Linked DNA regions of Homo sapiens: region 1 is linked to region 2. The links are chromatin loops, found by intact Hi-C in ENCODE. Cell type or tissue: chondrocyte. All regions are shown on one strand. Each heading gives the region's core, and the rest is flanking DNA. Links, peaks and the distances in the headings are about the cores only.

Region 1 (16,029 bases), core at 4,859-12,858, 330 kb after region 2:
ATGAAAAATTAACAGCCTCAAGTAAGTAGATAATACTATACAACTCTTGCTCAACAAATGACATTTTAAACAAAGGGAGAAAAAGCCCACGCAATGTCAATTAGTGTTGTTCTTTTAACCATATTGAATGTGATTAAAGAAGAAATTTTCGAATTTTTAGTAGTGGTATTAAAATTAAGTTACTTTCTAAACTGGATTAAAAACAGCACTAAGTCTTCAAAGAACTTACTTAAAGTTGTTAGAAAATTTTGACTTTCCAGTTGGCAATATGACCAAAATACATAAGAGGGCAAATCACAAGTGACAGCATGGAGATGTCCCTAAACATTTCACATTTCGTACAGATCGAGGACGGTGTTCACTAGTACATACGTGTCATAAACTGGACTTTCTTGGCTCAATGACAGGTGTAGAAAATCGTGATTCTTATAAGACTCTCTCATAAAGTCCAAGAACAAACATATTCAACAAAAAAAAAATCTAAACTATGCACTTTTGTTTCTTAAAAAACAAAACAGTGTAAATCAGATTTTAAGCTAGGAAGAGGAAATCCGTTTTTTAGCCTCGCGGCTGTATCCATCCTCCTGTTCAGCTGAACGGATGAAGCACAATAGCGACAACTTTGTTACAGACTAAAATCCAACAGGTAATTCCAACACCACCTGAAAACAAAGACATTCACCATGAGAGCGCATACCAGCAGTGCTGCCCCCATCTGTCTCTGCTGTCTTTAACTCACAGCAAAGAGAGTATTTCCATTCTTTTTGAGCAGTGCTGGGCTGAAGTGAAGTTTATGTTTCATAGGTTCAAATTTGTCACTTTCTTTTTTTTTTTTTTTTTTTGAGACGGAGTCTCGCTCTGTCCCCCAGGCTGGAGTGCAATGGTGCGATCTCGGCTCACTGCACCTCTGCCTCCCGGGCTCAAGCGATTCTCCTGCCTCAGCCTCCCGAGTAGCTGGGATTACAGGTGTGCACCACCACACCTGGCTAATTTTTTTTTTGAGACAGAGTCTCGCTCTGTCACCCAGGTGGGAGTACAGTGGCGCGATCTTGGCTCACTGCAAGCTCTACCTCCCGGGTTCACGCCATTGTCCTGCCTCAGCCTCCCGAGTAGCTGGGACTACAGGCGCCCGCCACCGCACCCGGCTAATTTTTTGTATTTTTAGTAGAGATGGGGTTTCACCGTGGTCTCGATCTCCTGAACTCATGATCTGCCCGCCCCGACCTCCCAAAGTGCTGGGATTACAGGCATGAGCCACCGCACCCGGCCGACACCCGGCTAATTTTGTATTTTTAGTACAGACACGGTTTCACCATGTAGGTCAGGCTAGTCTCAAACTCCTGACCTCAGATGATTTGCCTAACTCGGCCTCCAAAAGTGCTGGGATTACAGGTGTGAGCCACCATTCCCAGCCCGAATTTGTCACTTTCTATAGAATCATAGGGCTGTATTCTTTACTAAGCAGGAATTGCAGTGAACGGTGGACCCTGGGCTGAATTTCCCTTTCCTGCCAGAGAGATGTGCATTACTATTTATGATATTAATAGATTCCAAAACCAAACCTGTAAGATTATTTATTTTTCCTTTCTCAGAAAGCATTATAAACAAAGCAATGTCTACCTATGCCTTTCTTGCCCCACCAATAATGGAGAGGCATACATATCCCCCTGTCCAGGAAGACAGGCTGCAAGAGTGACCCATGGACCTGCTGGATGCATGGAAGGGTGGCTGGATGCTTCTCTGGCCGCAGTGCAGAGCTCCTGGCCTAGGCCCAGCTGTGTCAAACAAAGGAGAGGGGAAGGAAAGGGTGGGGAAGGGGACAGGGGTGGTAGCTAAATTGGGAGTCTTTGAAACAGCCATTCCTGGCCAGGCACAGTGGCTCACACCTGTAATCCCAGCACTTTGGGAGGATAAGGCAGGTGGATCACCTGAGGTCAAGAGTTCAAGACCAGCCTGGCCAACATGGTGAAACCCTGTCTCTACTAAAACTACAAAAACTAGTCGGGCGTGTGGTGGGCACCTGTAATCCCAGCTACCGGGGAGGCTGAGGCAGGAGAACCACTTGAACCTGGGAGGTGGAAGTTGCAGTGAGCAGAGATCACACCACTGCACTCCAGCCTGGGCGACAGAGTGAGACTCGGTCTTAAAAAAAAAAAAAATAGTCATTCCTTTTGATACAGTATTCACCTCTAACATAATCACAAATCACAACCAAAGACCAGCAAGTATGTGTGCTGCAGCATTATCTTTAATAGCAAAAAATCAGGACCGGAATAAATATCCTTCATCAGGAAAATCTGCAAATGAGATATCTAAATGAAGAACAGCTACTGAAAATTCCTTAATAAAGAAATTTGCCAGGCAAGGTGACACACCTATAATCCCAGCACTTTGAGAGGCTGAGGAGGGAGGATTGCTTGATGCCAGGAGTTTGGGACCAACCTAAGCAACAAAGCAAGACCCCATCTCTATAAAAAACTTTTTTTTTTAATTAGCTGGGCATGGTGGTGTGCAACTGTGATCCTAACTATTCAGGAGACTAAGGTGGGAGGACCGCTTGAGCCAAGGAGTTCCAGGCTGTAGTGAGCTATGAGGGTGCCACTGCCAGCCTGGGCAACAGAGCAAGACCCTGCCTCAAAAAGAAAAGAGAAGAAAAAAAAGAAAAGAAATGTACTGATATGGTGCTATGGTCTGAATGTTTGTATCCCCCTAAAATTCATATGCTAATATGCTACCCCCCACAGTGATGGCATTAAGAATTGGGGCCTTATGGGAGGTGATTAAGTCACAAGGGCAGAGTCCGTGTGAATGGGATTAGTGCCCTTATAAAAGAGGCCTAAAGGAGCTTGTCCTTCCACCATGCAAGGACATAGTGAGAAGACACCATCCATGAACTGGAAAATGGGCCATCATCAGACACCAAATCTGCCGGCACCTTGATTTTGGACTCCCCAGCCTCCGGAACAGTGAGAAATAAATTTCTGTTGTTTATGAGCTACCCAGTTTATAGTATTTCACTTAACCCTAACAAACTAAAACATGTGGGAATAGGCTTACCCTATAAAGTAAAAAGGAGGCACAACATGTGATGTGCCAGGTGACCTTAACTATATCAAAATAAATGGGGAAAAAAAGGCAAAGAAAAACATATCACAGCATTAAAAGCTAATAGGAATCTTATTTTTTATTTATTTTATTTTATTTGACACAGATTCTCACTCTGTCACCCAGGCTGGGGTACACTGGCGTGATCTCAGCTCACTGCAACCTCTCGGATTCAAGTGATTCTCACACCTCAGCCTCCCAAGTAGCTGGAATTACAGGCACGCACCACCATGCCCAGCTAATTTTTTGTATTTTAGTAGAGATAGGGTTTCACCATGTTGGCCAGGCTGGTCTCAAACTCCTGAGCTCAGGCAATCCGCCCACCTTGGCCTCCCAAAGTGCTAGGATTACAGGCGTGAGCCACTGCACCCAGCTGGGATTTTTAATTGATAGCTATATTTCTAATCATTCTATAGTGACATGTACTACTTTTAATATCTAAAAAAAATTTATCTTCAAAAATAAAAGAACGTGGCTGGGCATAGTGGTTCATGCCTGTAATCTCAGTACTTTGGGAGGCCAAGGCATGAGGATCACTTAAGGTCAGGAGTTTGAGACCAGCCTGGCCAACATGGTGAAACGCTGTCTCTACTAAAAATACAAAAATTAGCTGGGCGTGGTAGTGCATGCCTGTAATTTCAGCTAGTTGGGAGGCTGAGGCATAAGAATTGCTTGAACCTGGGAGGCAGAGGTTGTTGCAGTGAGCCAAGATCGCACCACTGACTCCAGCCTGGGTGACGGAGTGAGACTCAGTCTCAAAAAATAAAAAATAAAAGAATAGCCAGGAGCAGCAAGTGCTACAGAGAAGCCAACCATAATAGGGATTGAAAAGATACATAATTTTGGAACTACGGCTAGTGTTTCAATGGGGTATCAGACTTGACGTATTGGGCATGGATCCCGGAAACAGACCTAGGACTGAATCCTAGCTTTGCTCCTTAACATTTTGGTGACACTGGACAAGTGAAGTAACTTTTTCAGACCTCAGTTTCTTCATGGGAAGCCTCATGTGAGGCTGAGACACAAAACCCCGCTCACTAAATGGACGGTGAGGAGGATGTCAGGCTAACTTAATCTTCTACCACACACCTCTACATAAGCCTATTCACACTCTTCCACTGCATCTTCCAGAAAATTCTTACCTGCTACTCTAGTAGGAAAGGCTACCAGGCGGTCTAGAGGGGTTATCCATTTACTCGGCACGACAGCCACAGGGACAGAATAATACTTCCAAATGAGTGAGATCATCAGGGCAGCCTGTAAAGACACCTCTGGTGAGCAAAGCAGCCTGCCAATCACACAACCGACCACACAGAAGGGAGGACAGGGAAATGCGAAAATAAAACCAGGAAAACTCTCCAGACTGAGCACCTCAAGCCTAGGAACCCAGTCCCCACAGACAACAGATGAGCACGCACAGCCACTAATGTCCCTTGGTGAAACCTTGAATGAGAAAGTCAAATTAAAGACGAGCTCAGCAGCATGTCTGAACACTGCCAACAAGTAGGCGAGCCTTCCTATGTGAACTGGCATTTCACTGTTTTAGGATGAACACAATCTACACATAATTTAAATTAGCTGATAAACTAACCAAAGTCTCCCATAACACGGGTGTGCTTTTCTCACTGAGTATCTCGTTTGAGTAGCCAGACTGTATGCTCAACACACCTTATTAGTGACGAAAGCCATCCTTGGAAAAAATAGTGAATTCTCCCACGTACACCAGTGTTAGCAAGGGACGCAGAGGTGAGCCCTGTGTAAGTTTCAATGGTGGGGGATGCTTTATTTCCCTCCATCCCCCCACAGCATTCCTTCGATTGTCATCTGTCCCCTTCCTGGCTTGAACAGGCCGCTCAGAAGAGACATGAAAGAGGGTTGCTGGCCTAACTCCTTTGTCTGCGGAAACTTATCTCTTAGCAAATGACAGTGCCTCAGAATTAATTTCCTTCAATATACCCTGCCAAACTAAGCTTTTTTGGGGGTGGGCTTGAATCCTTTGCCTTGGTTACCGGATCACATGGTACTGCAACTCGGATATTTACGGCAGCTGCTAAAGGTGTCTGGGCAGCACAACTGCACTCTCGGGGCAGAGCAGAGCCCAACAGCTCCAGGAGAGGCTATGAGGGTTAAGCCCCAGGCAGGGAGGCTAGAAGCCAATTCCAGTCGGAAAAGCTGGTTCTCTACCTGGAGGGTGGAGAGCGTGCATGAAGTACACCAGGTAACAAGTAAGGGCCAAAAGTATTGAAGATCTCAGAAAAAACTGATGTCATCTATAAGCCTCTCGCTTCATCCCACCAGGCCCTTCAAACCACACTGGGATGCAGGCATGGTGAAAGCTCTCCGAGAACTTACTTCACAGTCCATCTGCCAAAAAGTCCCAAACTTTAACAACTCTCCTCAAGAGAAAGGCTTCCTTTTAGTCTGACTTAGAGACCGAGAGTGTTTAGAGCTCCATGTGGGCAGGGACACACGACACGACAGCTGAAGGTGGAACAGCCCGAACTCCCAGCCCTGGATCTGCAGACACGGCTCTGGAGGCCGGGGTCACCAACTCCAATGACCCGGCTGACGCTCTAGCACACTTACCTGCAATACGTAGAAAGCGACACTTATCACCCATTTTATCTTGGCTAATTGAGCTGTCCGAGCTTTCACTGAAAGGAAAAACAGGATAAATAATTATGTCAGTCCTGAAAAATTAACAAAATATTCAAATACACAGAAATGTTATTTTCCCTTATAATACACTTTCTGATTATAAATGGAACAATCGCTCAACATATTTAGAAAATATAAAATAGAATTTTTAAGTCACCCACCATCTCATTATGCCATTATTTAAAATAGTATCCGACTCAGATTGAGATTTGAATAGCTTTAATTTTGAAAACTCTTAAAACGACTCATGAAATCAAAGATTCTTTGTATAATACAGTTACCACTTACCAACAGGACTAAATTTTCCTCCTTATTTCCCAGTGTGCACAGTACACGAACCCCTGGTGGGAGTCCAGCTTGTCCTGGGCCTGGACAGGCCCCTCTGTCTGTTTTCCTAGCCACAGAGACAGCTCTCTGACTGTGCACACACTGTGACCGGGGTCCCTCAGCACACGGGCTGCCCTGAGAAAGCGCTCTTCATCACAGGACACTGGACCCGGGAGGTGACACTCAGAAGAGGACACTGCTGGGCATTTTTCTAGAGAGTGGAACAAAAGCCTCTGGGAATCCACTGTGAGACTTTTTTTCTGGGCTTCTCTCAGAAAAGTGATGAATTTAAAAATGAAAACCTACAATTTTTAAGAGTTAGCTTAAAATTTTAAAGAGTTGGCTCTGAGGAAAATCTGAGAGGATCTTAGATATTTCTGTGCTTAGAAAGCAAAGGTTCACCAGCAAATAAGAGGAAAGTAATACTTATTACTGAGTTTCCTCCAGATAACTTAAGTTTCCATCAATATTCAGAACATCCAAGAAGCAAAGTATGTATTCTACTAATCTTCACATACAGACTTCTCTATTCATCCGCTCTCATGAAGCCTCCAGGCTGCAAGGGACACAGTACCATGGGTTTTGAGCTTATCCGTCATCTTGTTGATCTTTCTTTCCAGCCTGGCATATCTGGCAAACTCGTCCATCATGTTGACTGTGGAGAGCTCCTGCTTCATGTCCTGGATCTCCGCTCTCATCTGTGACTCCTGCTCCGCGTCCTTCTGCAGCACCCTGGACATCTGGCAGGGCGGACAACGGGGATCAGCACCTTCCAACACGGGTCACAGGAGGGTTCCCCAGTCCCCCGCTACTTTCTGTCTATGCCCTGACCACTCTGTGACCCAGCCAGTTGTGTGCGTCCCTGCAGGACTGAATGCAAACTGCGGCCGTGAACGTTCCCAGGACTGATAAAGAGCAAAGGCTGTTGCTGGAGAACACTGGGAGATTCATCCTGCTGAGAAACACCTACAAACTAGCCCCACCATGACAAAGTCCTTAAACTCCCACATACACTCCATACCCCAACCCCCGGGTGGCAGACAGCCCTAGGTAAATGTCCCTTTCTCTCACTGGCTGTCCCGGGACTGCCGCAGCTCTTGTAAGTTCCCGTCATGAATGCTGTGGACTTATCACCCTGGCGTTTAGTGCTTCTTTCTTTGGAATCCAAGCCAGCCCCATCTCCAGGCAGTCTGGAGCAGCCCCTTGAGGGAACTCCCCTGCCACTGCTTTTGAGGTGACTCCAGCATGGGTTTGGCCAGACAGAACCGGTACACCTTCCTCCAACATCCTACTCCCACCTCTGCCAACTGGGCAAGCTGCCCTCTACCTACACAGCCAGCCTCTGCTGCCTTTTTCGGCTCCCTATAACGACCACAAAAAAAAAAAAAAAAAAAACTCATATTCAAATTGCTATTCAAACTATATTTTTCCTTTTACAGATATGCCCATGAATTTGCTCCAATACAAATGTTTGTCTGTTTCACTATAAATAAAATTGCAATTGTGAAATGAAAACCAATTCCATCACCAGAGCTGTTATTCCAGTGACAGGGAACATGTAACCTCTCCCCTCCCAGAAGAATTCAGTCCTAGATTAGACGGGGCAGAGCAAGGTGCAGGTGCAGGGTAACAGTGGTGAGGCAGGGGCCCAGGGCAGAATGTCAGTGCCCAAGCTCAGTGCAGAGGGCCTTCCCACAGAATGGCACCCTGGCAAGAGGCATCAGGGCCAGGCATGGTGATACAGGGGTCCCCAAGAAAGGGCAGCCTGACACAGGAGTCAGGGTCTGTAGGGTGAGGGAGACAGACATACAAGACAAGAAGGAACCCTGCCAGGGTCGGAGCCCAGGTGGGGAGAGGCATGCATTCACTTGGGTAACAGTGGGCGGTGGACACCAGAGATTAATTACAAAAGGGTGATCACAGAAATAAACATATTGAGAGTAACGGAAGCCAGTCTTCTCACTTTCAACAAAGACACTTAGAAAGATGCCTCAGCCTGGCATGGTGGCTCGGCCTGCAACCCTAACACTCTGGAGGCCGGGGTGGGAGGATCTCTTGTATACAGGAGTTCAAGGCTACAGTGAGCTGAGATCATGCCATGGGACTCCAGCCTGGGCGACAGGGTGAGACCTTGTCTCAAAAAAAAAAGGGGGACAAAAGAAAAAAGGCCAGGTTCGGTGTCTCATGCCAATAATCCCAGCACTTTGGGAGGCCAAGGCAGGTGAATCGCTTGAGCCCAGGAGTTCAAGACCAGCCTTGGCAACATGGTGAAACCCTGTCTCTACAAAAAATATGAAAAATTAGCCACTTTCATAACCTGGTGAAGGAAGGAAGGGAAGAAGGGAGGAAGGGAGGGAGGAAGGAAGGAAGGAAGGCAGGCAGGCAGGCGTCTCGGAGAGAAGCAGAATGAATCTTGTGGTGTTGGCTTCAATTGGAGATCTGTGGTTTCCACAGATAGGCAGAGAAATACAGACATAAACAAAGAAGCACGCTCCCCAGGCTGGCCTGGCTGGTCCCTGTGAGCAGAGGGGCCCCGCATGACCTGGAGGCCCGCCTGCGCAGCCCCCGCAGGCCCCTGTTCCCTGCACCAGCCCCAGCCGTCCACTCTCCAGGGAACGGCCCGGCCACGGCACCGGGATGGGAGAGGTGACTGGAGCGCAACGGAGGAGTCGGCAGTGACCGCCAGGTGGCGCCCGCAGATCTGCCGGGAAGGCCTAGTCCAAGGACTGCGCGGGCGCCCCAAGACCAGATCCCTCAGTGGCGCCTCTGGCACCTACCCCAAGGGATCAGCGAACATCCCCAAATCCCAGTCCCACACCAGCGGATGAGACACAATGAGAACACAGCACTGCCTCTCAGAAATCCCTACCAAGTATCAGACATGCCAGTAGGCGTCCCTTCTGCGAAATCACTGGCCTCTGACACCCACAAATGACAGCCATGAAAGTCAAGGGAAGACTGGGAAACTCCTCCAGACAGGAGGCTAGAGGCCGGGAAATGCAATGCATGATTCCGAACTGGGTCCTTTCCCTGTTAAGGACATTACTGCGAAACGTGGGGAACCTGCATGGGGTCTGAGGATCAGATCGTGGTAACGTACTTGACGCCTGCATTAGATCTCGGCTCACTGCAACCTCGACTTCCTGGGCTCAAGCGATACTCCCACCTGAGCCTCCTGAGCATCTGGGACTACAGGCCTGCACCACCACACTCGACTAATTTTTTTTTAGTTTTAGTAGACACACGGTTTCACTATGTTGCCAGTGAACTCCTGAGCTCAAGCGATCCGCCAGCCTCGGCCTCCCAAAGTGCTGGGATTAAAGGCGTGAGCCACTGTGCCCGGCCCCCAAGATTCTTTTGAATACCAAAGTATCTCGGAATGAGGGGGTTTGGGTTGACAACTTCCAAATGGTTCAGGAAACAAAATCAGTTATCGGTATTGACTGTATATAACTTTTCTGCACATTTGTGTTTGTTTCGAAATTTTAAAAATAGATTAATAAAGACGAAATGTTATAGTGTATCTAAAGTGTGCCTGGCACACAATAAATCAGATCCCCCCCCCTCCCCCTTCCAGCTTACAGGTCTCCTCCGCCTGCCGCACAGTAGGGACAACTCTCCATTTAGAGCTTGGAAGCCGCGACCCGCCAGTCGCCTGAGGGTGTCTGCGCATGCGCGTGGTTTCTGACCCGCCCAGTGATGCCGCCTACCAGCGCCTGCGTGATGAGGCAAAAGTGGGGGGGGGGAGTGTGGGGAGTAGGGGGGGTGGAGGGGTCTAGGGGCTCATGCGCAGCGTGTTCACTGCAGCGCAGCTTCTGGCAGCCTTTGCGCAGGGAGTAGGGGGTTCAAATCCAGCTCTCTTTGTGGTGCCTCTGCCCTGGCCACTACCCAGCACTATAACCGAAGGAGCTATACTCCAGCCTGATCCACTCTGGAGAAGGAAATAGGAATGGGCCAAATTCTCTTAGATGAATCACAAAATTATCTTTCAAAAGCAAGGAAAATCTACAGACACTGCTAAGGACTTTTTGATAATTTCGCCTTATACAAATTACACTTCAATAAATCTGACTTTTAAAACCATATTTTAAAAAGAAAAAGAGATTCCAAGACATTATTTAGCATTATAGGGAATACACAAAACAACTCAGGAATGGGAGGTGAGTGAAGGCAGAAGGGTGAACTTCAGGAAAACTGAAGGCAGCTTTGTAAGGTTAACAAAAACAACTGGTGCTTGAAAAAATAATTACATCTATTACATGTATAAGCACAATAAAAACTGTCTGAGCCAGGCGCAGTGCAGTAATCCCAGCACTTTCGGAGACTGACGCGGGAAGATCGTTTGAGCCCAGGAGTTCGAGACCAGGCGGGGCAACATAGCAAGACCCAATCTCTACCAAAAAATTAAAAATTAGTCAGGTGTGGTGGTGCACGCCTGTGGTCCGTGTGGCCCCAGCTACTCAGGAGGCTGAGGCGGGGAGGGAGGGATCACTTGAGCCCGAAAGGTTGAGGCTGCTGTGAGTTATGATGGCACCACCACACTACAGCCTTGGCAACAGAGTGAGACCCTGTCTCTAAAAAAAAAAAAGTTTTAAAGTATAAATTTGCAAATATGTATCAATGTTAATCCAAGACCCACGTATAAGTGTTAAAATGTTCTAGAATCATGCAGTGTAAGATTTAATATGAATCTAAATGTAATAATGCAAATATTAATTTTTAGAACAAAAGTGAATCTCTGAATTAATTGATGGCATGACAACGTGCACACCCCGTGCTAGTCCCTGCCAGCAGTAGAGCAGGCAAACCCAGGAACCACCAACTCAGGTCACCCTGAGTCCCTGAACACAGAGGACAGGGTCTTCCAACTCAGGAAGCTCCAGACCCTGAACAGCCCCAGATGCCACTCTCGGCCAGGAACCCTACCGGCAAGGGCGGAGAAGCGGGCAGCTCTCCAGGCCACCAGCCCCAGTCCTTGGCTGCTGCCCCCACGAGAGCCCCACTGGAGGCCCTGCCCGCACATGCGCACTTCACAAGCGCGCTTCTGAGTCACAGGATTCTGGGGTAGGTCCTGTGAAGCAGAGAGTCGTCCTCCTAAACTAATACTTGGGGACCATTCCCAAGCCTGGTCCATGGCAGGGACTCACTAAGCAACGGCTCTGAGGAAAAGGGTGTGGGGGCGGAGGGGGTGCTCTCTAAGAAGATGACCACAGAGGCAAACCCTGCAATATCCTCCTCTCGCTTCAGTCCCCTAGAGGAAAAAGGAGGTGGCCACTCTTTACAGCAGAAAGTGAAGGATAATTTAGAAAAAGTTGAATCTCAAAGGGCACTCGGCCCGTAAGCCCAGAAGGCAACACACGCAGAGTCCTTCATCTGCAAAGCTCGGATTGAGAGGAAGGGCCTCCTGGCGCCTGCGCAGTGCATGTGGCTCGTGTGGCCACTCAGCCCACACCAGCTCTGGGGCGCCTGCGCAGTGCGTGCAGCTCGCAGGGACCCTGAGCCAGCGCCAGTCCTAGGGCGCCTGCACAGTGTATGCGGTTTGCATAGACTCTGAGCCCGCGCCAGTCCTGGAGCGCCTGCGCAGTGTGTGCGGTATGCGTGGACTCTGAGCCCGTGCCAGTCCTGGGGCACCTGTGCAGTGCGTGCGGCTTGCATGGACTTTGACCCCGCGCGAGTCCTGGAGCACCTGCGCAGTGCATGCAGTTTGCACGGACCTTGAGCCCGGGCCAGTCCTGCGACGCCTGCGTAGTAGTGCCGTTCGCATGGACCCTCAGCCCCCGCCAGTCCTGGGGCACCTACGCAGTACACCTCCCCTGCACCCGCAGAGCTGCAGAGCCGGTGCTCACCAAAGGCGTCTTTGTTCCCCTCTATAGCTGAAGAAAGTCCTGGACCACCTACTGAATGAACTAGGCGCTCTCAACCATGCGTCCCCGTGACCAGCTTGAAGAGAAGGGAGCGATCCCAGGAAAATTCCAACCACGCCAACACCACGGACTTGGTGTCCTTACCAGGCATCCCACCCCCACCGCAGCGGACAGCTGAGATCGCCTCCCAGGACCTTGCTAGGCTTAACTGGCCCAAGGACTTCTGATACTTCAGACCTCCTAAGGCCTCACGCGGGGGGAGGGGGGAGACCAGTGCGGGGACCAGTGCGGCCTAGACTGAGTGCTGAGATCGGGGTGCTGCCTCCCTAACTTCTGCTAAGACGAAAGCTTCAGAAACATCCCAACGGAGGTTATAATCTAAGTACCTGAGCGCGGCCCCATCCCTGAGGGCACTGTTTTCCCAATTCGACTTTCTGCTGCTTGTCATGAGTCTTTCCCACTTGAATCCTCAAATCAGAGAGGCTGTGATGAAGTAGCCTCTGACGATGGTGAAGGAGCAGCATTTGACCCTACTGAAGACCAGCGCGTTCCTTACAGCTTTTCACAGACTCTCACCACAAACCCAGTGACCAGGCCAAACATCTCTCTTACCGATTACAGGGTGGGTGTACTCTGCTGGGATAATAATTATGTTATCCTTCTGAACCTGGCTAACAACAAGTGTTAACAATCATAGGGAAATGGGTTTAGGAAAGCTAACTGGGTTGAGGTTAGAGAGGCCATAAGGTTGTATGAGGCAGCACAGGATGTGGCCACAGGTCCTGAGTCACAGAGCAAGACCCGGCCTCTAAAAACAAATTTTTCTATTTTGGAGGGTGGAGGATAGGGGGTGGGAGGGAGACAATCAGGAAAAATAACTAATGAATACTAGACTTAATAACTGGGTGACGAAATAATCTGTACAACAAACACCCATGACACAAGTTTACCTATATAACAAACCCGCACATGTATCCCTGAACTTAAAAGTTAAAAAAAAAAAAAAAAATTGTCGGCCAGGTGTGGTGGCTCACAGCTGTAATCTCCGCACTTTGGGAGGCTGAGGCAGGTGGATCACCTTAGGTCAGGAGTTCGAGACCAGCCAGGCCAACATGGTGAAACCCTCTTTCTACTAAAAAAAATACAAAAATTAGCTAGGTGTGGTGGTGCATGCATGTAATCCCAGCTACTCGGGAGGCTAAGGCAGGAGAATCGCTTGAACCCAGGAGGCAGAGGTTGCAGTGAGCCGAGATAGCGCCACTGCACTCCAGCCTCGGCAAAAGAGCAAAACTCTGTCTCAAAAAATAATAATAATAATAATAATAACAACAACAAAAGGAACTCAACAACAAAAAACAACTGGATTTTAAAAGGGGGCAAAAGATTTGACTAGACATGTCTCCAAAGATAAACAGATGGCCATAAGCATCTGAAAAGATACTCAACATCACTATTAGGGAAATGCAAATCAAAACTAAAATGAGACACCACCTTACGTCCATTAGAATGGTTAGTATTACAAAAAAAAAAAAAGGCCGGGGGTGGTGGCTCACGCCTGTAATCCCAGTACTTTGGGAGGCCCAGGCAGGTGGATCACCTGAGGTCAGGAGTTCGAGACCAGCCTCGCCAACATGGCAAAACCCCGTCTCTACTAAAAATACAAAAATTAGCCCAGCATGGTGGCATGCACCTGTAATCCCAGCTACCTGGAAGGCTGAGACAGAAGAATTGCTTGAACCTGGGAGGCGGAGGTTGCAGTGAGCCAAGATTGAGCCACTGCACTCCAGCCTGGGTGACAGAGAGAGACTCCCTCTCAAAAAAATAAAAATTAGCTGGGCGCAGTGGCTCAAACCTGTAATCCCAGCTACCTGGAAGGCTGAGACAGAAGAATTGCTTGAACCTGGGAGGCGGAGGTTGCAGTGAGCCAAGATTGAGCCACTGCACTCCAGCCTGGGTGACAGAGAGAGACTCCCTCTCAAAAAAATAAAAATTAGCTGGGTGCAGTGGCTCACACCTGTAATCCCAGCACTTTGGGAGGCCAAGGTGGGCAGATCACCGGAGATCAGGAGTTCGAGACCAGCCTGGCCAACATGGTGAAACCTCGTCTCTACTAAAAATACAAAAATTAGCCGGGCATAGTGGCGGGCACCTGTAATCCCAGCTACTTGGGAAGCTGAGGCAGGAGAATCTCTTGAACTCGGGGGGCAGAGGTTGCAGTGAGCTGAGATTGCGCCATTGCACTCCAGCCTGGGCAACAAGAGCAAGACTCTGTCTCAAAAAATAAATAAACAAAATAAAATAAATAATAAAAAAAAAAATAGGCTGGGCGCGGTGGCACAAGCCTGTAATCCCAGCACTTTGGGAGGCCAAGGCGGGCAGATCACAAGGTCAGGAGATCGAGACCATCCTGGCTAATTCGGTGAAACCTCGTCTCTACTAAAAATACAAAAAAATTAGCCGGTTGTGGTGGTGGTGGGCACCTGTAGTCCCAGCTACTCGGGAGGCTGAGGCAGGAGAATGGTGTGAACCCGGGAGGCGGAGCTTGCAGTGAGCCGAGACTGCGCTACTGCACTCCAGCCTGGGCAACGGAGCAAGACTCCATCTCAAAAAATAAAAATAAATAAAAAAATAAAAAGAATAAATAAATAAGAAAACAAAATACATGTTGAAGGATATGGAGCAACTGGAACCCTTCTGCACTGCTGGTGAGAATGTCGAATGGTGTGGCTGCTATGGAAAACAGTATGGTGGTTTTTCAAAAAAATTCAACATAGAATTACCATAGATTCAGGAATTCCACTGCTGGGTATATGTCCAGAAAAACTGAAAGCAGAGACTCAAAGAGATATTTGTAAACATTTTAGCATTATCTACAATAGTCAAAAGGTAGAAACAACCCAAGTGTCCATAGACAGATGAACTAATAAACAAAATGTGGCCTATACATACAATGGGATACTATTCAGCCTTAAAAGGGGAGGAAATCCTGACTCATGATACACCATGGATGAACCTTAAGGATATTATGCTGAGTGAAAAGAAGCCAGTCACAAAAGGAAAAATACTGTCTGATTCCACTTATATGAGGTCCCAAGAGTAGTCAAATTCACAGAGGCAGAAAGTACAATGGTGATTGCCAGGGAGAGGTAGGAATGGAAAGTTGTTGTTTAATGAGTGCGAGAGTTTCGGTTAGAGGAGATAAAAAAAGTTCTGGGATGGGGCCAGGCGTGGTGGCACACGCCTGTAATCCTAGCACTTTGGGAGGCCAAGGAGCACAGATCACTTGAGGTCAGGAGTTTGAGACCAACCTGGGCAACATAGTGAGACCCCGTCTCTATTAAAAATACAAAAATTAGCCGGGCATGGTGGCAGGTACTGGTAATCACAGCTACCTGGGAGGCTGAGGCAGGAGAATCGCTTGAACCTGGAAGGTGGAGGCTGCAGTGAGCCAAGATCAGGCCACTGCACTCCTACATAGGCAACAGAGTGAGACTCTGTCTCAAAAAAAAAAAAAAAGAAAATGTTCTGGGAGCGGGGCCACGTGCAGTGGTTCACACCTGTAATCCCAGCACTTTGGGAGGCCAGGATGGGTGGATGGCTTGAGGTCAGGAGTTTGAGACCAGCCTGGCCAACATGGCAAAGCTCTGTCTCTACTAAAAATACAAAAAAATACCTGGGCGTGGTGGTGCATGCCTGTGGTCCCAGCTACTTGGGAGGCTGAGGTGGGAGGATCACTTGAACCTGGGAGGCAGAGGTTGCAATGAGTCGAGATTACACCACTGCACAGAGCCAGACCCTGTCTTAAAATAATAATAATAAAGTTCTGGGATAATGGTTGCACAAAAATGTGAATGTACTTAATGCCACTGAACTGTACACCTAAAAATGATAAAGATGATAAACTTCATATTATGTGTATTTTACAATTAAAAACAAGAAGATGAGCATGGGCCAGCTCATCAGGAGTCTTTTATGCAATGCCTGAGACATCATCTTAAAGACTGGATAGCATCAGGAAAGATTCTGAAGGAGACTCAGGGGTTAAAAGAGAATTCCCTATATCTCAGGACAATGC
Region 2 (16,029 bases), core at 3,163-11,162:
ATCCCTGCCTCCAGTAATCATACTCTGTGTAATTTCCTCCCTTTGAGTGGGGCTGGGACTTCTGACTTGCTTCTCTAACTCACAGATTGCAGCAAAAGTCACTTCTGTGATTCCATGGGATTGCAGCTTCCATCTTGCTAGCAGAATCTCTCTATTCCCTTCTCAGCAGGTGCACTTGGATGGTGCACATAGTCATGTTGGAGACACCCACATGGCAAGCAATCAAGACTGAGGGCAGACTCTCCTGAACAGCCAGCTAGAAACTTCAGCCCTCAGTCCAACAGCCTGCAAGAAATAAAGGCTTGCCAATAGCCATGTGAGCTTCAAAGTCCTATCCTTCCCCAGTGGAGCCTTCAGATGAGGCCCTAGCCCTCACCAGTGCCTTGATTGAAGTCTCGCAAGAAACCCTGAACAAAGGACCAACAAGTTGTGCCCAGACACCTGACTCACACCTAATAAACGTGTGATGTTTTAAGCTGCTTTTGCGGCAATTTGTTACATAGCAATAGATAACTAATGCATTTTTATAGGTAAAATGAGAATAATTCACCTATAAGGAAAAACAAGGTTAATAATACTATCTACCTCACATAGCTTTGTGAGGACTACACATATGCTTATTTGTGTTGTTGATGCTTTTGGTGATGTTGATTATGTCACATAGTAAATCATTCCAAGCTTTAAGAGCAATTATCAGAAGTCCCTGCTTTGGGGAAGCTTGTATTCTAGCAGAGAAAACAGACAAGTAAATGAATAGATAAATATATGTAAGGTGGTAGAAAGTGTTATGAAGACAAATAAGGTAGCATACAAAAGACAGAGGTAGCATACAGATAAGGTAGCATACAAAAGATACAAGGGATGAAATTTTAGTTAAATATTGTTGGTGTCGTTAGGTATATCAGACAGGATAGGCCAGCTTCTGTTTGGTAACAATCCCAAAATACTGGGGGCTTAATACAACCAAAGTTTATTTTTTACTCACATAGCATTGGTGGGTGAGGGAATTCTGCTCATCTTACTCAGACACTCAGGTTGGTAGAAGCTTCATCCTAAAACTGCTGCTGTAGGGACAGAAATGTGACAAACATGGGCTGCTCTTAAAGTTTCCCCCATAATATTTCTGCTCATATTTCAGTGTCCAAATCAAATCACATGGCAACAGCTTACTTCAACGGGGCAGAGAAGGTCATGTGCCTGGAAGGAGGAAAACCCGACGATTGGTGACAGCATGACTGAGGGTGCATTGAGTACAGCACTTGTCATGGTCTCACACTCCTGCCTTGCTCTGAGCCCTAATAAAGTGCTCTTCCCTTTGTCTCTTTTTTGTAGACCTACCATAGGCAAGCTTCTTTCACTAGCTTCCCTTTCCACTCAGTCAGTGCTTTCTAAAAACATATCTTTACAACTGATCTATATCAGAAGTCAGCTAGCCACAGCCCATGGGCAAAGTCCCACCTGGCATCCATTTTGTGTAAAGTTCCATCAGACAGAGTCATGCCTACTCACTCACATATTGTCTGTGGCTGCTTTTGTACTCAACAACTGTACTGAGGAGTTGTGACGGAGACAAAGGGACCACAAAGCTGAAAATATTTACTACCTGGCAATTTACAAAGTAAGTGTGCTCACCTTGACCCATATAACTCAGAATTTTTTTAATGGGTATGACCTTTCATTCAGTTATAGTACAGGAGAACAGTGTTCATGATAAATAGGCAGGTAGATGGATGGATGGGTGGATGGGTGGAATGGAAGGATGGATGGAAAGAAGAAAGGATAAATGGAAAAATGAATGGATGGGTGGGTGGAAGGAAGGAAGGAAGGAAGGAAGGAAGGAAGGAAGGAAGGAAGGAAGGAAGGGACAGATGGCCAGGTTTGGTGTCATCATGGCCAGGCTCTAGTCCCCAATTATTCAATCAAACACTAATAAGGGTGTTTCTGGGAAGGCATTCTGTAGATGTGATTAACATTAATTTGATTTGAAGTAAAAGAGATTATCCAGATAGTCTGAGTGGGCTTGATCCAATCAGTTGAACAGCTTTAAGAGCAGAAAGGAGGCTTCCCAGAAAAAGCAGGACTTCCGCCTGAACTTGCACTGGTGCCGAGTTCCAGCACCCCTTCTTGGTTTTCTGTTTTACAGATTTCAGAATTGCCTGGGTGGAACGATTGCTTTCCTGTGCCAGGTACTTTGTAGGGGGCTGTACCTACAGTCTCATTCAATCAGCCTTACAATGATAAGAGGTGGGTATTATTATACTCACTTTACCGGGACTAAACGGAAGCTATAAAGATCTCACGATATTGCCAAGAGTCATGCTATTGCTATTGGGAGGCCACGAGTTTTGTCTTTAACATTGACTTCAGAGTCTCCCTGTATTCTTCTCACTCTACTGTGTCATCTTTTAATTCAAATATTTATGATAAAGTTTATAAGATGCTTCACTAATTTAATCTCCCATTTGGAAAACTTTTCTTTCAATGAAAGATATGGTTTAAAATGTCTCGTTCTACAGGTTAAGTTACTTCCACCTGCAGTTCAATCCACCAGCCACGTGACATAAGGCTGTGTTCTCTTTGGGTGGCTGTGGTTGGTTTTGTTTGTTTTGTTTTGAAGTATCTGATTTTTTGTTGTTGTTAAATAAAATTATTTTAGAGTAGTTTTAGATTCACAAAAAAAGTAATATGATCATACAGAGAATTCCCATGTACCCCCACTCACAGTTCCCCTGTTATTAACATCTTACCTTAGTATGGTAAACATGTCACAATTGATGAGAACCAATATTGACACATGAATATTAACCAAAGTCCATACTTTATTCAGATTTATTCGCTCAGTTTTTCCCTAATGCCCTTTTCCTCTCTTGAATTCCATCCAGGACACCACATTAGACTAGTCATCATGTCTTCTTATGCTCTACTTGGCTGTAACTTCTCTGGCCTTTTTGTTTCTGGCCACTAGGACAGTTATGAGCAGTACTGGTCAAGTTTCCTGTTGAATGTTTCTCAATTGAGATTTGTCTGATGTTTTTCACGTACCATACTTATGTAAGATGTTAATTATGGGGGAAATTGGGTATGGAGTATATGGGAACCTTCTATTCCAGGGGTCCCCAACCCCTGGGCCATAAACTGGTCCTGGTCTGTGGCCCGTTAGGAACTGCTCTTCACAGCAGGAGGTGAGTGGCTGGTGAATAAGCAAAGCTTCATCTGTATTTATAGCCACTCCACATTGCTCACATTACTGCCTGAGCTCAGCCTCCTGTCAGATCAGTGGTGGCATCAGACTCTCATAGAAGTGTGAACCCTATTGTGAACTGTGCGTGAGAGGCATCTAGGTTGTGTGCTTCTTATAAGAATCTAGTGCCTGATGATCTGAGGTGGAACAGTTTTATCCTGAAACCGTCTCCCTCACCTCAGGTCTGTGGAAAAATTGTCTTCCATGAAAATGATTCCTGGTGTCAAAAAGGTTGGGGACTGCTGATCTATACTATATTCACAATGTTTCTGTATGTATAAAACTATTCTAAAGGAAAAAGGTTATTTTTAAAAAGTCTAAGACAAAAAAAGTTTAATCAAAAGCTAAATCATGAAGATGTTTCCACATGTCGAATTGCCAAGGATTGCTTCGTGACTATGAGAATAACGCTTGGCCCAGGGTGTTGCCAGTGGAAATGACTCCCTATCAGCCTCACTAACCTCAGTGGCTGGAGCACAGAGCAGGCCCTATGGCATGGCGGGAAGAACACATGAACACCAAGCCAAATAGATTGTTTTATGTGGTCTACATGTAATACCTGTAGGAAAATATTTTAGGGACCAGTGACCCTTAGTGAGAGTGGTGTGATGTGCAGCAGTGTTAAGTCGTATTGGTGTATATTGCATGCACAGGAATCTATGGATTCTAGTTCCTGTCTGTTTCTTCTGTCTCTCCTCATATCAATTACTGCTGATCAATTATCAGCCTGAACAAGACCTGGAAGAGAACCTGCCACCACGCTGGCAAAGAGAGCCTAGGGATTCATCATATGCCTGACCTGATCCAGAGGAAGCCTCCAAGGAAATGAGGTCACCTCCAGAACATGATTTACAACACAGGCACCCCCTACACCCATTCACTCTTTCAACACACAGAGAGCACATATCATGTATCAGATACTGGTTTTGGTGCCTTGAGGATGTGAAACAGACATGGCTTCTGCCCTCATGGAGCTTACAGTCAGGTGGAAGAAAAGTGCAATAAAAAGCACACACCTGTAGCCCCAGCTACACGGGAGGCTGAGGCAGGAGGATTGCTTGAGCCCAGGAGTGCAAGACCAGCCTGGGCAACATAGCAAGAGCTTCTTTCAACACAAAAAGAAGGAAAGAAAGAAATACAGAAATTTTCATTTGACCTCTATGCACACAAACTAGAAAACCTAGAAGAGATGGATAAATTCCTGGACACATACACCCTCCCAAGATTGGGCCAGGAAGAAATGGATTCCGGGAACAGACCAATAAGGAGCTGCAAAACTGAATCAGTAATAAATAGCCTGCTAATCAAAAAAAGCCCAGGATGTGATGAATTCAGAGCCCAATTCTACCAGATGTACAAAGAAGAGCTGGTACCACTCCTACAGAAACTATTCCAAAAAATTGAGGAAGAAGATTTCTCCCCAACTCATTCTATGAGGCCAGCATCATATTGATACCAAAATCTGGCACAGACACAACAAAAAAAGAAAACTTCAGGCCAATACCCTTGATAAACATCCATGCAAAAATCTTCAACAAAGTACTTGCAAACCGAATCCAGCAGCACATCAAAAAGTTAATCCACCACAAACAAGTAGGCTTCATCCCCAGGATGCAAGCCTGGTTCAACATATGAAAATCAATAAATGTGATTCATCACATAAATAGAACTAAAGACAAAAACCATATGATTATCTCAACAAATGCAGAAAAGGCTTTTGATAAAATTCAACATCCATTTGTGTTAAAAACTCTCAATAAACGAGGTATTGAAGGAATATACCTCAAAATAATAAGAACCATCTATGACAAACCCACAGCCAACATTATACCGAATGGGCAAAAGCTGGAAGCATTCCCCTTGAAAATCAGCACAAGACAAGAATACCCTCTCTCACCACTTCCATTCAGCATAGTATTGGAAGTCCTAACCAGAGCAATCAGTCAAGAGAAAGAAAGAAAGGGTATCCAAATAGGAAGAGAGGAAGTCAAACTTATCTCTTTTTGTAGATGACATGGTTTTATACATAGAAAACCCTATAGTTTCAGCCCCAAAGCTTCTTCAGCTGATAAACAACTTCAGCAAAGTTGCAAGATATAAAATCAATGTACAAAAATCACTAGCATTCCTATACACCAGGAACAACCAAACTGAGAGCCAAATCAGAAAGGCAATCCCACTCTCAATTGTGACACACACAAAAAAAAAATACCCAGGAATACAGCTAACCAGGGATGTGAAAGATCTCTACAATGAGAATTATAAAAGAATTACTGCTCAAAGAAATCAGAACAGACACAAACAAATGGAAAAACACTGCATGCTCATGGATTAGATGAATCAATATCATTAAAATGGCTATACCACCCAAAGCAATTTACAGATTCAATGTTATTCCTATAAAAGTACCAATGACATTCTTCACAGAACTAGAAAAAAATATTTTAAAACTTATATGGAACCAAAAAAGAGCCCAAATAGTCAAGGCAATCTAAGCAAAAAGAACAAATCTGGAGGAATTATGTTACCTGATTTCAAACTATACTACAAGGCTACAGTGTCCAAAATAGCATGGTACTGGTACAAAAACAGGCATATAGACCAATGGAACAGAATAGAGAGCCCAGAAATAAGGCTGCACATCTACGACCATCTGATCTTTGACAAAGTTGACAAAAGCAAGCAATGCGGAAAAGACTCCCTACTCAATAAGTGGTGCTGGGACAACTGGCTAGCCATATGCAGAAGATTGAAGCTGGACCCCTTCCTTACACCATATACACAAATCAGCTCAAGATGGATTGAAGACTTAAATGTAAAACCCAAAACTATAAGAACCTTGGAAGACAACCTAGGCAATACCATCTTGGACCTAGGAACAGGCAGATTTCATGACAAAGACACCAAAAGCAATCACAACAAATGCAAAAATTGACAAATGGTATCTAATTAAACTTAAGACCTTCTGCACAGCAAAAGAAACTATCAACAGAGTAAACATACAGCCTGCAAAATGGGAAAAACTATTTGCAAACTATGCATCTGACAAAGGTCTAATATCCAGCATCTGTAAGGAACTTAAATTTACAAGAGAAAAACAATCCTATTAAAAAGTGGGCATAAGACATAAACAGACACTTCTCAACAGAAGACATACATGCGTCCAAGAAGCATATGAAAAAAAGCTCAATATCACTGATCATGAGAGAAATACAAATCAAAACCACAGTGAGATACCATCTCACACAAGTCAGAATGGCTATTACTAAAAAGTCAAAAAAATAACAGATAATGGCTAGGTTGCAGAGAAAAGGGAATTCTTATACACTGTTAGTGGGAGTGTAAATTAGTTCAACCATTGTGAAAAGCAGTGTGGTGATTCCTCAAAAAGCTAAAAGCAGAACTAGCATTTGACCAAGCAATCCCATTAATGGGTAAATACCCAGAGGAATATAAATAATTCTGCCATAAAGACGCATGCACATAAATGTTCATTGCAGCACTGTTCACCATAGCAAAGACATAGAATCAACCTAAATGCCCATCAGTGACAGACTGGATAAAGAAAATGTGGTACATATACACCATAGAATATTATGCAACCATAAAGAAGAACAAGATCATGTGTTTCGCTGGAACACAGATGGAGCTGGAGGCTATCATCCTTAGCAAACTAATGCAGGAACAGAAAACCAAATACTGCATTTTCTCACTTACAAGCGGGAGCTAAATGATAAGAACTTACGAACACAAAGAAGGAAACAGCAGACAGTGGGGTCTGCTTGAGCGGAGAGGGTGGGAGGAGAGAGAGGAGCAGAAAAGATAACTATTGGGTACTGGGCTTAATATCTGGGTGATGTAAAAATAGGTACAACAAGCCCCCATGACACGTGTTTATCTACGTAAAAAACCTTCACATGTACCCCCAAACCTAAAATAAATTTTTTTAAAAAAAGAAAAAAAAATTCTCGTTTTTAGAGTGGCTAGTAACAAAATGAAAATAAAATAAATCACACAAACAAATGAGTCTAAGCTGTGGTAAGGGGTGGGGACTTATGGTTGGACCCCACCTGTGCGGTGTTTGTATTAGGGGAGGGACGAGTCATGAGGGAGGGCACTTTCAGGCTGGATGATGCCTCCTCCGCAGTGGTGCAACTAAGCACTGAGACAGGTACTCACTGCGGGCTCTAGTGCACGACCCTCCTGACACCCTCTTGGGAAATGAGTGCATGGGAGCCCCCACAGTTTCCAGGTTCCTACAATTATCAGTGTGGATTGAAATGGTTTCCTTCATTGTAACCGCCAGGTGGCACTGCAGGGTGATATACTGAATGAGAAAGACTTCCTATAAAATTTTACTTTAATAACATCCCCGGGTTGGTTCCCTCCCCAGCCACCCCCCCACACACACCCACATTTCATTTGATTCAGTGAGGTTGGGTAACTCAGTAATCCGGTGAATTCTCACCCTAAAGTTGGAAGAAGACTGTAAATTATGCTAATTATAAAGCCCGTGAATGATCATCTTCCAGCCATATTTTCTTCTTGCATAAAATGAAATTGTATTTATACTTCCATAATCCAAGCTAAAATTAGCCATAACACTCTGTGTACTATACAAGAGCAAGGATCTATTTTCTTATTTGTTTACAACGTATCCTCAGAATCTAGGACACTACCTGTCATGGATAAGCACTCAATGGAAAATAAATGGATGAAGGAATGAAGGAGTGCTAGAGATGATTATTAAGAAAATAAATACGTGGACCTCCATAACTTGGACTAAAACTAAGTTGGAATGCTATGGCTCAGATGAAAACAAAAGCATGTATTTACATTTAGAAAGAGGCCTTTATAGCATAAGAAATTATTAACTGGGCTGGTCATGGTGGCTCATACCCACAATCCCATCACTTTGGGAGCTTGAGGCAGGAGGATTACTTGAGCCCAGGAGTCCAAGACCAGCCTGAGCAACATGGTGAAACCCCATCTCTACTAAAAATACAAAAAATTAGCTGGGCATGGTGGCATGCACCTGTAGTCCCAGCTACTTGCAAGGCTGAGGCAGGAGGATCACCTGAGCCAGGGAGGTGGAGTTTGCAGTTAGCTGAGATGACGCCACTGCATTCCAGCCTGGGTGACAGAGTGAGACTTCATATCAAAAGAAAGAAAAGAAAAGAAAGAAAGGAAGAGAAGGGAAGGGAGATGAGAAAGAAAGAAAAGAAAGAAAGAACGAAAGAAAGAAAAGGAAAGGAAAGGGAGAAAAAAGGAAGGAAGGAAGGAAGGAAGAGTCCTGGCCCAGGCCCATCAGGCCCGTAGACTCACCCAGTGGGTGCTTCCCCATCCACCATGTGTAATTGGGGTGGGCACACTTGACAGTTGGTAGAACCCACAAGTTATGGGCTGAATTGAGTCTTCCCCCAAACAAAATTATATATCGGAGTCCTGATGTTCAGTACCTCAGAATGTGAACTTATTTGAAAAAAGGGTCATTGCAGATGTAATGAGTTAAGATAAGGTCACTAGGGTGAGCCCTAACCCATGTGCCTGGTGTCCTTATAAAACAGAAATTTACACACAGACACACACACACAAGAAGGATACCACGTGAAGAAGAAGGCACAGACCCCAGTGATGCTTCTATAAGCCAAAGCTCACCAGCAGCTGCAGCAACCAGCAGAAGCTGTGGGAGAGCCTGGAGTAGATCTCCTCTTGTGACCTCAGAGGAGCCAGCCCTCAGGCTTCTGGCCTCCAGGACTGAGACAATACATTTCTTATGTTTAAGCCACCCAGTGTGTGATACTTATTATGTCAGCCCTAGTAAACAAATACACCATGTATAGATTCCTTGTTCTGCAGAGTAAGAGCTATCACAGTGGGGTAAGCCAAGCAAAAACTTATGTTTGCCTTCAGGCCAAGACAGTAAATCAAAAACAATATTGTATCCCAAGGGAAACAGTAGATGCAAGGGAAGCAAGGCCAATGGATTCCATCATATCCCTTTTTCATTCACTAATCAGGCTGCTTCCAAGCCACAGACATCTTAGAAGGTGAAAGTGAAGTACTGCAAACTCACCTAAGTGTAGTCCCAAGCACAGCTGCTGAGCCCATGTAGAACTTTTTCTAGAGCCAGTGACCATAGACAAGGCACACAGCCAAGCAACCGATGAATGCGGTTTCTCCTCTTTATCAGCAGAGAGGAGTAGGAGCAGCTCGCGCTCACGTGGGATGGATAGCAGTACTCATTCACAGCTCTTCCCAGGGCGATGTTAATTCTCCAGCTCTCTGTCAGGATACAGGCTGAAAAGACCGGGACCTTGTGGACATTCCACAGTGCATCATGTTGGTCCACTATGTGGACACATTAAGGCTGAATGAACAAAATGCAACAAGTATGTTGCCAGGAGGTGGGAAGAAAGATAAGAGAGAAACCCTATGAAGATCAGGAACCCCATAGATCAGTATGTTTGTAAGGATCCAGTGGTCTGGGGCTTGCTGGGACATTCCCTCTAAAGTAAAACATAAAATTATTGCACCTTACACCTCCCACCTTTAAGAAGGAAGCACAAGGCCCAGCAGACTTCTCTGGATTCTGGAGGCAGCATTTCCCACCCTTGGGAACATTGCTGAAACACACTTATCCTGCGACATGAAAGATGCCAGTTTTGCATGAGACCCAGAGAAGGAAGAGCAGGGCAGCAGGTCCAGGCTGAGGTGCAAGTGTCCCTGCTGTTGGGCCCATACAGCCCGGCAGGCCCTAGTGGGAAAAGACACCAGGTGGCAGTTAAGACAAGTCTCAACAGGAGAATCACAGCACAGACCCTTAGGTCTAGAGCAAGCTCACATCATTAGCAGCAGAAAAATATGCACTATTTGAAAAAAGCTTTGTCCTGCTACCTAACCATGGCAACAAGGACCATGCAGCCAGCCCACCATGACCTGGGTTCAGGTCAGGACCCCCTAACTCATAAGGTCAGACAAGCAATCTGCAAATAATTCTCATGATGGAGCACCAGTAGGGCCAGAAGGCACTTGTAAGTTGCAGTGGCAGGTGTCCGAGACACTCTCCCACACCCAGCCCTGCCTGTCATCCACCACTTCTAACCAGTGCTTTCCCTTCAGTTAACTCCTGTGACCACACGGTGGCAGGGAAAGGGGCTTGTCCCTTTTTACCTGCTGAGCAGGGAGGGAAATGCTTGGTTCACAGATGGCAGATGGGTAAACTTGCTACATGGTACTAGCTGAAAATGGACTATTCCTGCACTACAGCCCCTGATAATTCAGGGTGCCCCTGAAAGACGTAATGAGGGACTTCTTCCCAATGTCATCTACTTGGAGCGGAAACAAAAGTGGCCCGAGGTTAAAACACATATAGATTCACTGGCAGTGGTGAATGGCTTGGCTGGTTGTTGAGTGACTTACAAGAAGAAAAATTCAAAGTTTGGGACAAGGAGGCCTGTGAATGGTCCTGTCAGGATGAGCATTAAACATAAAGATGGTCATGTTCTATGTTAGTTTCCCCAAGACAGCATTCACCGTGGAAGAGACATCAAACAACAAGGAGGGAGAATGACTCAGCCAGCCGAGGTTCAGCCCTCCTCACTCACTGCTCACTCCAGTAGTGGCCCAATGAACCCATGAACGAAGCAGCTGTGGTGACAGGGAAGGAGGCTATGCATGGACCCAACAGCATGGTCTCCAACTCACCAAGGCTGATCTAGCTACTAAATACCCAACCTGCAAGCCACAGAGAACAACCCTGAGCCCCCAGTATGGCACAATCACTCAGAGACCAACCAGCCAGTCTGGAAGGGAATGATTCTGCTTGACAGGAATTAACTCATATCCTGGTGGGAGTTTGGCTTTCCTTTCCACAGAACTTCAGGCACCATCACTATCCGAGGGTTTACAAAACGTCTGGTCCACCCACGTGAATCCTGCACGACTTGCCTTTGGACCCAGGGACCCGCTTCACAGCAAAAGAAGTTTGACAGCGTGCAAGTGAGCATGGGTTCACCAGTCCTATCACATCCCGCACTGCCCTGGAGCTTCTGTCCTGATAGCTCAAAGAAGCTACCCTTTGAGGATACAGCTTGGAGATAATCTCCTGCAAGGATGGGGCACTACACTCCAAGATGCAATATTCTCTTGAAATCAATAACAAAGGCATGGTATTGTGTCCCCAGAAGGTCTACCATGAGTATGGGATTCAGTGGCTGGAAGGAGTGCTGCCCTACTTATGATTGCTCCCAGTGGCTCACTTAGAGAACTGTGCTTCCCATCGTTGCAGCTCCCCAGAGGGGGACTTTTCCCACTAAGGGACACAGCGAGAGTCTCATTACACATTAAGCTGGGACTGCCTCCCTGACACTTCAGGCTTCTTTTGCCATACAACCAGCAGCAAGAAAAGGTGTCACCATCTGAAAGGATTAATTGGCCCTAATCATTAAAAAAGAGGCTTCTGGTGGGGTGCAGTGGCTCACGCCTGTAATCTCAGCACTTTGGGAGACTGAGGTGGGCAGATCACAAGGTCGAGAGATCGAGACCATCTTGGCCAACATGGTGAAACTCTGCCTCTACTAAAAATACAAAAATCAGCTGGGCATGGTGGGGCGCACCTAAAGTCCCAGCTACTCGGGAGACTGAGACAGGAGAATCGCTTGAATCCGGGAGGTGGAAGTTCCAGTGAGCCGAGAGATCGCACCACTGCACTCCAGCCTGGCGACAGAGTGAGACCCGTCTCAAAAAAAAAAAAAAAAGAGCCTGCCGTTGCACATGGAAGGAAGGAAGAACACCTTCAGCACCCACATGATCCACGGAGGTGTTTATTAGTCCTTGCTGACTGAATATTGATAACAAATGGAGGGCACCTCAGTCGTGAACCAAGGAAGGTATGGTGAGCAGAGGAAGGAGACCCCGAGGGATGAGAGTCTGGGCAGCCCCCACCCTGGACCATCAAAGTCTAAGTCTAGCAGTGCTAGCTGGGGGTGAGGAGAATCAAGACTGGGTAGTAGATGCGGGAGGTCATGAGTATCTGTCATTGTCCCAAGATCACTTCAGCACAGAGACATCAGTTTGTCTCAATAACCTTTCCATTGTAGGTTTATCCAGGAAGAGACCAACCAAGTCCCAGACGAGCTCTGCCCACATCAAGCGAGCTTCTGGAACGTGGCGGAATGCTGCAGGTGGACTGCAGTGGTTCTGTGGTATGTTGGCCAACTCCTGCCCTCAGTTCAGGGTGCGCATTCCTCAGACGCCAGGGGTAGCCTGCATCCAGTGACTGCATCCAGTGATGCTAGGATACAAAGACCCAGTCCCAAAACTTTAATTCAAGGCATCTCTGAAATGCCACCCAAGCTTCAAAGCTCTCCGTGAGATCAGCTGAGGCCTCAGTTGCATCCCTATTGCACTTTAATTTCTCCTGCGGCATCCTGCTCCCTCCCTCCCACACAGGGGCTGTTCCTCAGAGCCATTCCCAGTCACCACCTGCATGCACATCTCCATCTCAGAGTCTGTTTCCTGGGAATCCTGACCCAGGGCAATGTCTGAAGCCCAGACTCTGGAGACATGGGGCTATGAAGGAGCATGAGGGTGAAAGTTCAGGCTCAGACCTGAGATACATTCTCTCTACCATAGGACCCAATGCATAAAGCTGATAGCTGGATGTCTAACTGACTCTACTTTGCAGTTTTCAGCCATTCAGAAGGGAAATGCACCTTAAAAATCCCAGCACTCCCGATTCCCTCATTTACTAGTTGTGCAATCTTAACGAAGCTACTTGACTTTTCTGAGCTTCTCATCTAAAACAATGAAATAACAATCATTAACCACCCATTCAGTTGTAATTATTAAACGGTCTAATCAGTGTCAGTTACTTAGCACAGTGCCTGGCATATTGCTAAAGTCCCTGAAGTGTCAATCCATTATCCTCGGGTGGGCAACAGATGGAACATCCCTTATTTTTACATGCTGAGTATGTCTGAATTTAATTTCTATCTCAAGCTCTCCTCACGTCTTCTTAGAAGAATGTTCAACATTGATAACTGAAGGTCAACTCCGTTCTCTGGGTCAATTCAGCCAACCAGGGGTTAATTGCCTCCTACCTCATGCTCAGGGTGGCATCCGGTTGCCATCGGCCTTAGATAGCATCTAGGTGTGAGAGGGATCGTCTGTGGCTCAGGTGTCATCACGAGCCAGTCTCCACTGGGACACATGATGCCTGTCTGGGTCTTGGCCAGCGTCACCTTGAGGCGTCTGCCTTCTCTCTGGTTTCTGATGGTTTTGTCAGAGGAGTTTGAAGCAGAGCACCTCCATCTTGAATAGAAGCTGGGTAAAATAAGGATGAGACCTACTGGGCTGCATTCCCCGGAGGTTAAGCCATTCTTAGTCACAGGATGACATAGGAGGTCAGCAGAAGATATAGGTCATAACAACCTTGCTGATAAAAGAGGTTGCAGTAAAGAAGCTGGCCAAACCCACCAAAACCAAGATGGCAACGGAAGAGACCTCTGGTCGTCCTCACTGCTACACTCCCATCAGCACCATGACAGTTTACAAATGTCATGGCAACGTCAAAAAGTTATCCTATATGGTCTAAAATGGGGAGGCATGAATAATGCACCCCTTGTTTGGCATATCATCAAGAAATAACCATAAACATGGGCAACCAGCAGCCCCTTTCACTTTACTGCATGGACTCGCCCTGAATTCCTTCTTGCACGAGATCCAAGAACCTTCTCTTGGGATCTGGATTGGGACTCCTTTCCAGTAACATCTTGGACTGTTGCTTCCCCAGAGTGGATTCCCTGGTAAAGAAACGAGGTTTTCAAGCTGATGAGCTCTGCCAGAGTAAACGTGATAAACATAGTAAACTGTGAGATTTGAACCACACTTTTAGGCTTCCTAGTTTTAGATTTTTCATTTGGTCAAGTGACTTCCTCCTCACAGGTTGTGTAGATGGAAGAGACAAGGAAGGAAGTCAGCCACCCTGTGGAGTAGCCAGGACTCACCATGTGTAAGCCATGACCCCATGCTGAGCTTCTGGCCCAAGGCAAGTGCTCCCAATATTTAGGGCCTGGCAACGCTCATTGCATTGTTTTGTATTAATAGATAAGCTTAGAAAAGTCAAGTTGTTTCCTTTACATTACTCAACTAGTAAATGGGGAAACTGGGTGCATTGGAATTGCTTAGATGCATTTCCCTTCTGAATTTTTAAAGACTGAAAACCAAAGAGTAGGGTCAGCTACTAGGTTTTGTTGATGTGGTTTATTTCAATTGACATTATTTCATTATGAATATTTCAAGACATATTGCTTTCCTAAGACCCTACACCTCCATCTGGCCACAGACACCAGATGGGAAGTGGACCTTTTCTACGTTAGAATGCAGGAGTGAATACACCTCAATTCTAAATGTGCACTTATGATGACACTGGGCTATGATGACACTGGTGTCTTAAAGTGATGCAAATTTCAGCATTAGCTACGAACCCCACCTGCCACCCAGCATCCTCTGTTGGCACTGCAGGTGGATGTGTGGTAGGGGCTTAGATATATCTCTTGGTGTCATAGAAGCGTGGCCAGCCAGCAATTAATTTAGTGTCCACCAGAGTTTTCCCTGGTCTTGCCATCTAGCTTGCCCATGTATTCTGAACCTGGGAACTGTGCAAATCATGCTTTATTTTTTTCACAGGGCACTTTAGTTCTTGGCTTCAACTGCTTTCTAGTTATGTTGATAAATTTCTCTTAAGACATGGACATCAATTTGTGATTTTTAAGGTAAACTTCTGCTCCTATTTTATGTCTCTCCAGGTCATTTGCATTATCAGTAAAGCAGTGAGTTTTAAGGGTTGATGTTACTCAACTAGCTGGTATTGAGCTTAGAACTTAAACCCACAGTGCAGACTTGTGAACACGTGTGAAGCACATTATGTTTAAATGGAGATGTTTCACTTCTTTTCCCTGAGCTGCCTTTCTTCCCCTTCTTTTCTTTAAACTTCTTGACAGAGTCATCTGCATTTCTACTTCTGTTACTTTATCTATTTATTTTTAAAATTATTATTATTAATTACACTTATAATACATTGAAAATACAGTCTCACGGTATAAAATTCAGACACTTTACATAAAACTGAAGTCGTTTTTGCTCACCACTCACAATATAATAGCTAACATTTGTGGAGTTTTTAGTCTATGCAAGCCTCCTAGAAGCACTTTCTGATTATTTTTTTTTTTACTTTGCTCAATGGTTTTATAACACATAGGTAATGTTATTTTATCCTTATGTTAGAGATGAGGAATTTAAGGCCCAAATAAATGAAATAACTTGCACGAAGTCACACAGTAGAAGGCAAAGCTTGGATTTGAGCCCCAGGAAGTTTATGACAAAGACTGTCCTTTTCAAAAAAAAAAAATTTCAACTTTTATTTTAGGTGCAGGGGGTACATGTGCAGGTTTGTTATATGGGTATATTGTGTGATGCTGACATTTGGGGCACAAATCCTATCACCCAGGTAGTGAGCATAGCAGCTGATTGCTTTTGAGCCCTTGCTCCCCTCCATCCCCCCTAAATAGTCCTGAAACTGCCTTTGCAAAAATTATATCAGGAGAGCAATTATAACAGTGAGCTGAGCTAACCCACCACCCATCTTGCCTTTCCCTTAATTATTCCTGGGCTACTGGGCTGAGCTAACTTTGAAAGACATTTAGGCTATCATTTAAATGATAAGAAGCCTTGCCCAGAACTCAATCACTTTTGTAAAGCTAATAGCAGGCCATTAGGCTGTGGGG

Evidence for each region. A loop is a pair of places that touch in the nucleus more often than their neighbours do. Peaks named below come from ENCODE experiments on the same cell type or tissue, not always from the same donor. Only the 100,000 strongest peaks of a DNase experiment are listed, where the experiment ranks them.
Region 1: it touches region 2 in a loop (2.4-fold over the local background); 2 of 110 quality-filtered maps call a loop at or near these places.

Annotation. Positions count from the first base shown.
Region 1 is chr21:39,381,499-39,397,527 of GRCh38, reverse strand. It overlaps GET1-SH3BGR (GET1-SH3BGR readthrough), which reads right to left. Exons shown (of 14, transcript NR_146618.2): 2 at 6,665-6,830; 3 at 5,692-5,759; 4 at 4,248-4,362. GET1 (guided entry of tail-anchored proteins factor 1) reads right to left here. Exons shown (of 5, transcript NM_004627.6): 2 at 6,665-6,830; 3 at 5,692-5,759; 4 at 4,248-4,362; 5 at 1-662. The coding sequence ends at 589. Among named protein-coding and RNA genes, the nearest start is that of GET1-SH3BGR, 9.2 kb to the right of the region's middle. RefSeq lists enhancers at 9,243-9,412, 11,388-11,437. In chondrocyte, for the core only: a CTCF peak has its summit at 8,778 (motif pointing right); DNase peaks (open chromatin) are centred at 8,767, 9,766, 11,736, 12,101 and 1 weaker place.
Region 2 is chr21:39,707,508-39,723,536 of GRCh38, reverse strand. It overlaps LOC107985499 (a long non-coding RNA gene), which reads left to right and starts at 1,505. Exons shown (of 3, transcript XR_001755056.2): 1 at 1,505-1,618; 2 at 2,144-2,244; 3 at 12,343-12,424. It also overlaps a transcript of IGSF5 not described here. RefSeq lists an enhancer at 15,650-16,029. In chondrocyte, for the core only: CTCF peaks have their summits at 7,337, 7,541 (motif pointing right) and 10,406 (motif pointing right); no DNase peak of the experiment used is centred there.